2 separate regions of the Homo sapiens genome follow, and region 1 is linked to region 2. A link is an interaction called in ENCODE POLR2A ChIA-PET data of the cell type or tissue named here. Cell type or tissue: HepG2. All regions are shown on one strand. Each heading gives the region's core, and the rest is flanking DNA. Links, peaks and the distances in the headings are about the cores only.

Evidence for each region. ChIA-PET counts read pairs that join two places held together with the same protein. Peaks named below come from ENCODE experiments on the same cell type or tissue, not always from the same donor. Only the 100,000 strongest peaks of a DNase experiment are listed, where the experiment ranks them.
Region 1: POLR2A ChIA-PET joins it to region 2 with 5 read pairs; 1 of 35 experiments calls an interaction of 5 or more read pairs at or near these places.

The regions. Positions count from the first base shown.
Region 1 is chr3:172,699,711-172,704,108 of GRCh38, forward strand. The region is part of intron 1 of NCEH1 (neutral cholesterol ester hydrolase 1); the gene reads right to left. It also overlaps the pseudogene RNU6-547P. Among named protein-coding and RNA genes, the nearest start is that of NCEH1, 9.2 kb to the right of the region's middle. In HepG2, for the core only: no CTCF peak of the experiment used is centred there; a DNase peak (open chromatin) is centred at 2,251.
Region 2 is chr3:171,090,903-171,095,300 of GRCh38, forward strand. It overlaps TNIK (TRAF2 and NCK interacting kinase), which reads right to left. Exons shown (of 33, transcript NM_015028.4): 23 at 2,937-3,066. Among named protein-coding and RNA genes, the nearest start is that of MIR569, 14 kb to the right of the region's middle. In HepG2, for the core only: no CTCF peak of the experiment used is centred there; a DNase peak (open chromatin) is centred at 1,909.

The sequences.
Region 1 (4,398 bases), core at 77-4,076, 1.6 Mb after region 2:
AAAAATCAGCTGGGCATGGTGGTGTATGCCTGTGGTCCCAGCTACTTGGGAGGCTGAGGTGGGAAGATTGCTTGAACCTGGGGAGGCAGAGGTTGCAGTGAACCACGATCATACCACTGCATTCCAGCCTGCGCCACAGACACCCTGTCTCAAAACAAAGAAAAAAACACTGTTGACCTAGCATGATTATTAATAGCAGTCCCTGCTACTCTCAAAAATGTCCTGGTTTGGACAATAAATTATACGGCTACCTAAATACATGTAACTTGGGGACTATCTATCTGTGTTTAATAACAATGATAACAGACATATATTTTAAAAGTTACAAACTGGAGAAAGGTGAGCTTCCCAATAGGTATTCTACAAATGGATTACAGATGGGGCACTAGCTATCAATGTTTAAATATTTTATAGAGGTAAAAACTTAAAGCCATTTTGTATAACTATACAGAGTTGAATAATTGGCATCAGAGTTGGCATTCTATTTGAGAACCATTTGTGTAACTCTTTATAAATCTTGTGAATTCTGTTATTCAAGCTCATACAGATTTCCCCAAAATTGCTTCCAGAATCCCCAGTATACTATACAAATGTAATTGTTTCTATGACACAAAAAATAAGAAGAAGCACTGATATAGATTAATTGTGGGAGCTCAAAAAAAAAATCAGGACAAAAAATTCACTAGTGACTAAGTTATCATGAGTGTCCTCACAGCATAGCCCAGCAGGGAGGGCATGAAACTAAGAGTCCATGAATTTCTATTGCAGTTCCCATTTCGCCAGCATAACTGATCACATGTTTAAATTTAAAAAATTTTTTTAAGAGACAGGGTCTTGCTCTGTCACCCAGGCTAGAGTGTAGTGGTGTGATCATACAGCCTTCACCTCCTAGGCTCAAGAGATCCTCAGTCTCCCCAGTAGCTGAGATCATGTGCCACCACATCTGGCTAACTATGTTTTGTAGAGACAGTCTTACTTTGTTGCCAAGGCTGGTCTTGAACTCCTGGCCTCAAGGGGTCTCCTGCCTTGGGATTACATGTGTGAGCCACCGTGCCTGGCCCTGATCATACGATCTTGATGGTGTCCTTGAGCCTTTCTGAACCTCAAGTTCCCTTAGCTGACAAATGGAAATAACAATGGCAACCAGTTATTTATTGAAAAAAAAATGAAATGAGGTGATATTAGTAAAAACCTTCATAAAATCTAGAGTACTTTATAAATATGAGGTATACTAAAAAGTTATGTTAAGGTCTCATTTCTCTCAGGGATAGCCTCTTTTTCCACTTGCCACTGGTGTCCCTGAGGGGCACCCTTGGTAAAATCCTCCAGATCTTACTGTCACTCCAAACACATTCATTTCAACTACTTCTGCCACTATCCATTTGCTGACTACTCCCAAATCCATATCACCAGCCCAGCTCTGTCTCCTGAGCTCTGGATCTGTATATGCAGCTGTTTATGATCAGCCATCCTTGGACTAGTCCACTGACACTTCAAAACAGGGTCCCAAACTCTATATCTTCACCCTCAGATCTGCTCTTGCTCCCAAATCAGGGTCATGGTCCCCATTCACCCAGCTATTCCAGAATCTGTCCCAGGAGTCATCTTTGACTCCTTCCTCTCCGATGCTCCATACTCTCCCCTCCAACAGCAACTCTGATCAGCTTTCCTCCAAATCAGTCCCACTTTGTTAGTTCATGCTCTCACCTGGATTAGTGCTTCCTAGATGGTCTTTTGCCTTTTTTTTTTTTTTTTTAAAGACGGAGTCTCCCTCTATTGCCCAGGCTGGAGTGCAGTGGTGCAATCTTGGCTGACTGCAACCTCCACCTCCCAGATTCAAGGGATTCTCCTGCCTCAGCCTCCCGAGTAGCTGGGACTACAGACGCGTGCCACCATGCCCAGCTAGTTTTTTTTTTTTTTTTTTTTTGTATTTTTAGTAGAGACTGGGTTTCACCATACCGGCCAGGCTGGTCTCAAACTCGTGACCTTGTGATCCGCCTGCCTCAGCCTCCCAAAGTGCTGGGATTACAGTTGTAAGCGACCACGCCTGGCCTACTTTTGCTTTCTTACATTCCAGTGTCTACACTGCCACTGAGAAGGACTATTCTAAAACACAGTTTTGAGCATGTGACTTCTCTGCTAGAAGACTGTCAGTTGCTCCTTTCTCCTCCACAGAGCTCTTCCTCACCTGACTGGTGCTTCCCTTCTGCCTCCCTCTCTGACCTTTGAACTTTAAGCTCCAGCCAGTCTAAACCACTTGTAGTTCCTCAGCTACACCATCCTCTCCCACAGAACTTTCACATACTGCTGCTTCTGGCTGGAATGCCCCTTTCACCCTTCTCTTCTCTGGTTTCTATTATAAGGAAATCTAGCACAAATCTAAACTCTTGAGTTCAGGAGTAACACAGGCTGGAATCGAATTCAGGCTCCACCTCGTATAAACGGTGTCATCTTAAGCAAGTCACTTTTCTTTGCATTTCGGTCTCCTCCTTTGTCACATAAAGAACACCTGCCTGATTGTATTACCATGGGCTAAACTAATTGAACACAAAGCACATAGCACAGTATCTGCCACAGAGTAAATGCTCACTATATGCTCAATAGATATTTTTACTATAGGCACTCAACCTTGACATCTCAGATTAGATACGTTTCCCCAGTGCCCAGGTCCACTTTAGATGTTCTTTCCAAGGCTCTTGCAGCAATCCACAGATGCCTCTATCATAATTCTCCTTCCATCATTCAAGTGCCCACCTTATCGCTGGCAGTTGGTTTATCATCCCTCACTTGACTGTAAGCTTCTCAAGATTAGGTATCTGCCTTACACATTTCTGTTTTGCCAGACCAGCTCCTTAATATTTAATATGTGATGACGTCCAGGGTTTTAATTTTATTAAACACTGAAAGAGAGCTTGTTAAAATTTCACAATATGACACACCTTAGATTAGGCAGGCGATATAGTCAGGTTTTTCACTTGAAAATTCAATTACAGGTAGGCACGGTGGCTTATGCCTGTGATCCCAGCACTTTGGGAAGCCAAAGCAAGAGGATCACTTGAGCCCAGGAGTTTGAGACCAGCCTGGGCAACATAGCAAGACTTTGTCTCTCCTAAAAAATAAAAAAAGAAAAATATAGCCAGGCATGGTGGCACGCGCCTGTAGTCCCAGCTACTCAAAAGGCTGAGGCAGGAGGATCCCTTGAGCCCAGAAGTTCAAGGTTGCAGTGAGCTGTGATCACACCACTGCATCCCTGCCTGGGTGACAGAGCAAGACCTTGTCTGTAAGAAAAAAATAAAAAGTAAAAAACGAAAATAAATTCAATTACATTTCTTCATTCTATATAAACATAAAATGAAAGAGAAGTGGTAGACAGTTCCCACATAATTTCATTTGGCAGCAAAAGTAAATATATGGTGCTCACTTCAGCAGCACATACACTAAAACCATAACAGTTCAGAGAGGACTAGCATGCCCCTGCAGAAGGATGACACACATTTGCAGTGTTACATATTTTCTTTAGAAAAGTAAATATGGCTGGGTGCAGTGGCTCACCCCTGTAATCCCAGCACTTTAGAAGGCCAAGGCGGGTGGATAACCTGAGGTCAGGAGTTTGAGACCAGCCTGGCCAACATGGTGAAACCCCATCCCTACAAAAATACAAAAAAAAATTAGCCGGGCATCATGGCGGGGGCCTGTAATCCCAGCTACTCGGGAGGCTGAGGCGGGAGAACTGCTTGAACCTGGGAGGCGGAGGTTGCAGTGAGCCGAGATCGCACCATTGCATTCCCGCCTGAGTGACAGAGCAAGACTCTGTCTCAAAAAAAAAAAAAAAAAAAGTAAATATATGCTATTTTAAAATGCTATTTTAAAAGAAGCAATTGTGCATAAAAAGAACATTTAAGAATGATTAACTGTACTTTCACACTTCACAGAAATGTCTCAGATCAAGCTCAAATTGCATGGTAGAAATAGGATGTCCCATTAAAATAATGAGGGTATTTCTATGCTCAGGGTTATATTTGTAGAAGTACCAGAAAAAATAAAAAGGAAACTATAAATTGGGCATTATCTTACACACCAGGTAGCTGAATCAATCTGACCTTAATGTTTCATAGGTACTATCTGCAGAGACCAACTCAGGTTGTTCACCTGTCAGAACTAACACTGATTAAATAATGCCCCTGACACTATTCTTAAAACCTTTTGCCTCCATATGTTTAAAGAAAAATCCTAGCAAATCAGCTAAAAATTGTGGTTAGTGAAGTTACTAATGTGCATGAAGAAATACGCATCATCATAATTTCTGGACAATCATTATTTACTGATGTTTTAAAGTTAAATTCACCTGACAATAGTAAATATTCCAGTTCAAAACTGTTATGAAAGAGATTATTAGCA
Region 2 (4,398 bases), core at 228-4,227:
TTGGGTGAGTTCTCCTAAAGTTCATCTTGGAGAACTGTACTAATAGCACCCTATAAGCTAAATCTTATTATAATGAGTTTTTATTTTATGTTCTTATTTTGTCAGGGATAAACTTTAACCTGCATTTATCTTGTTTAAACATGTACTTTTAGTAATTTTCAGCTCAAGGTTTGATGATGGTTAATTTTATGTGTCAACTTGACTAGACCATGGGGTGCCTCGGTTAAACATTTTTTCTGGTATGTCTGTAAGTGTTTCTGGAAGCAATTAGCATTTAATTGGTAGACTCAGTAAAGTAGATTGCCCTTTCCAAGTGGGATGGGCATCATCTAATCTGCTGGGGACCTGAACAAAACAAAAGGCAGAGGAAGAAGGAATTTTCTCCCTCTTTTTCTTCTCCGCTGGTTGAAGTGGGACATTTCATCTCATCTTCACCCAGCTTCCAACTAGGATTTATACCAACAGCTTCCCTGGGTCTCCAGCTTGCATATGGCAGATCATGGGACTTCTCAGCCTCCATATCATATGAGCTACATCCTCATAATGAAGCAGTCTCTCGGCCGGGCGTGGTAGCTCACGCCTGTAATCCTAGCGTTTTGGGAGGTCAAGGCGGGCAGATTGCCTGAGCTCAGGAGTTTGAGACCAGCCTGGGCAACACAGTGAAACCCCATCTCTACTAAAATACAAAAATTTAGCTGGGCGTGCACCCGTAGTCTCAGCTACTTGGGAGGCTGAGGCAGGGGAATCGCCTGAACCCAGGAGGTGGAGGTTGCAGTGAGCCGAGATTGCACCACTGCACTCCAGCCTGGGTGACAGAGCGAGACTCCATCTCCAAAAATAATAATAATAATAATAAAGCAGTCTCTCTCTCTCTACATATGTAAATACTCTCTTTCTCTGGAGAACCCCAACTAATACAGTTTGTTATTTAAAAAACCCACATTGAGGAAGGCAGAATTGGAAATTGAGAGGACAAAAATATTTTGGGTTCCTTAATAGATCAAATTCCTATAAGACACTGGCAAATGCTATTTTCTTTCTTTCTTTCTTTCTTTTTTTTTTTTTAAGACAGAGTCTCGTTCTGTCGCCCAGGCTGGAGTGCAGTGGCACGATCTCCACTCACTGCAACCTCTGCCTCCCGGGTTCACGCCATTCTCCTGCCTCAGCCTCCTGAGTAGCTGGGACTACAGGCGCCCGCCACGACGCCTGGCTAATTTTTTTATTTTTAGTAGAGACGGGATTTCACTGTGTTAGCCAGGATGGTCTCGATCTCCTGATCTCGTGATCCTCCCACCTCGGCCTCCCAAAGTGCTGGGATTACAGGCACGAGCCACCGCGCCCGGCTGCAAATGCTGTTTTCAAAGTGACAGGTTGTGGTCATAGAATACTGGAGTGCTATAAATAACATGGAGCCATTTGGATGTGGCTGGCAATGAACTGAAAATGTGGCTCCAAATGTCTACTTGGAGGTATTGACTCTGTCATAAAGACTCAAGCAAATTTTAAGCCACATTAGAAATCGGAGTCCTTTTATCTGGAGTCAAACAGCAACTCACTCCAGAACGTTCTCCCTCATGTTTTCCTAAGTGGTAAGTTATAGGGATAGAAGCCTTCTACACTTCCATTGAAATTATCCATTAACCACATGAAGAGATTTATATGCCAGCACTACACAATGTCAATTTCAGCAGCCAAGTCCATTTTTCATTTCAGGCATATGTGAAAGGACTCTTTAAAGGCTACTTGAAAGATTCAACAAGGACATAAAATGAAATTCTAGCAAGTTGCTTTGTGAACTAGTCTTCCAGTTATAGCCCCACTGCTAATTATTATTTCAAAGGCCTTATTCATCTCAAAACTACAGTTCCTTTCTTTCTTACGAAAGTGAGATGCCCTTTGCCTTTTTGGAGAGCAAAGTCTGCTATTAGAGTTTCCCAACTCTGTCCTGGCTGAAGAGGAAAAACAGATGACATATGTTTATGTTTCAGAGGGAGGACTGGATGGTGATAACAAGTAAAAGGAGAATTCATTTCCGAGGAGAGAGTGAAATAAAATAGTTAACATTTATTGAATGCTTAATTTACTAACTCAATATTCTCAACCATCTTATAAGTTGTATGCTATTATTTATAAAATTTTATAGATGGATGCAGGGAGAGGTCAGGTAACATTTGCCCAATGTTCTCAGCCATTTCTTTCCTTCCAAGTAAATATCTGCACTCAAACTTGCATGGTGATGATGAAGTGAAAAAGAGGAAAAGACGGATTTCAATTTGTCAGGGTCTTTCTGGTTAGCATGGACACAGTGGGGAGTTACTGCATGTCAGAAGGACAGATGAAAGGGAACATGTGCCACCCCCCAAATGAAATGATGTTCCTAGAGTTTAAAAAAAAATTCAACCAAAGTTCCAAGGTACATTTTTGAAGTAGATCTGCCTATTTCTTTGTTATTTCAATAAAATAACTTAACGGTTGTTTTAATGTTAATTTAACAAGATAAGATGATATCATCATTTCTTGGAACTATTGAGCATTTTTTATACGAAATCCACTAAGATAAAACCATGGGGAGAAGAGACATAACAAGGCCAGTGATGCTATTCAGAGAGACCATTCATTTCTGTTTTCCTGTTGTAGGAAACATCTAAGTTTGCAATTTTATATCCTCAGGCCCAAATTCTATATTCTGATTTGCATAGCTCCTGCTGAAGAATTTGGAATAATATAATTAAGTCACACTGCCAGAGCTTAGAAGAATACAGGAAAGAAGGCAGCAGACAATTAAAATCACTCAACTATTTGGAAGCACAGGTCCTCCCTCCCCCAAGAATTCCCCATACTTAAAATACATGCCATAGGCATTCTCTGTGAAAGCTTTAATGTAAAAACCACTGAAGAAATGGCATTTCCTCTACACAGTTTTTATACCAACTTACCTCTCTAATCATCAAGGTTCCTTCTCTTGAAATACTGCCGCTGAAACTGTCCGCATGAGAGGTCTCCAGCCCATGCGTCCCCACCATTCCCACATTGTACTGCTCGTTGCTGCCTGGAGCTCCTGTTGGTCTGAGATGAGAAGGAACAACATTCATGGCAATGTATCTTTAGGAAATATCTGTTTCCTGTCCATATTCATTATTTTTGTTATGGTAAAATATACATATTAATAACATAAAATTTACCATTGTACCAATTTTAAGTGTACATGTCAGTGGTCTTAAGTACATCTCATATTAATTTTTTTTTTTTTGAGAAGGAGTCTCGCCTTGTCGCCCAGGCTGGAGTGCAGTGGCGCGATCTTGACTCACTGCAAGCTCTGCCTCCCAGGTTCACGCCATTCTCCTGCCTCAGCCTCCCGAGTAGCTGGGACTACAGGCGCCCACCACCACGCCCAGCTAATTTTTTTTGTATTTTTAGTAGAGACGGGGTTTCAACATGTTAGCCAGGATGGTCTCGATCTCCTGACCTCGTGATTTGCCCGTCTTGGCCTCCCAAAGTGCTGGGATTATAGGCGTGAGCCACCGCGCCCTGCCAATCTCATATTAATTTTAATGTGTGTTGATGTCTGGACTGGCCCCACTTTTGCAGCATCCCCTCTTGACCTATTCTCTGCCCAGTAGCCAGACTGAGCAAGTGTTTGGCTTTACCTGGAAAAAACACTGAAGTTGGCACCAGGAGTCACCAGGCTCTGCATGATCTCCCCTGACCCCTGCCCTCCTTCTTTGGGCAGCAGACAACCTGACCTGCTTTTACACATGCTGTTCCCTCTGCCTGGAAAGTTCTTTCCACTCTGGCCTTGGTTGGTTCCCTCTCATTCATCCTACATGATGCTTTCTGTGAGAAGTCTGCTCTTATCACCTATGTCTTGTCCCAACAGCCCCTCTTCTTTTCTCTTCACCCTTTTTCCTTCATAGTTCTCATCACAATTTGCAATTATCTTATCTTTTGAATTCTCCCTTTCTCCTTCCCTCTCATTGCTTGTGATGGCAGAGTCCTTGTCTCTTTGTTCATTATTATTACCCAGTACCCAGCCTAGAGTTGTCACATACTAGGAATGCAAAAAATGATTATTAGATCCATGGGCTTTATGCTTCTATAAAGAAGAAATATCTACTAAGAACATTCTGGCTTATTGGGGCATCCATAAACTAGGAGGTTTAACTTAAACAGCACTCAGCCTCTGTAATCATCCTGCATGGTGGTATATTTATTTTCAGTTCTTTTCTTGCTATCATGTTTACAGTATAATGAGAGAAGGTAACAGGATCTCAGCATACTCCTTGAGAACACAGACTGATGTTTCCTGTGTCCTGTAGCACAGAGCACAGTGCCAGGGCTCAAAAAGTGATGACTGACTGCTCATAGTGAGCTTCACTCTATCAGGAGTGCCTCATTTGC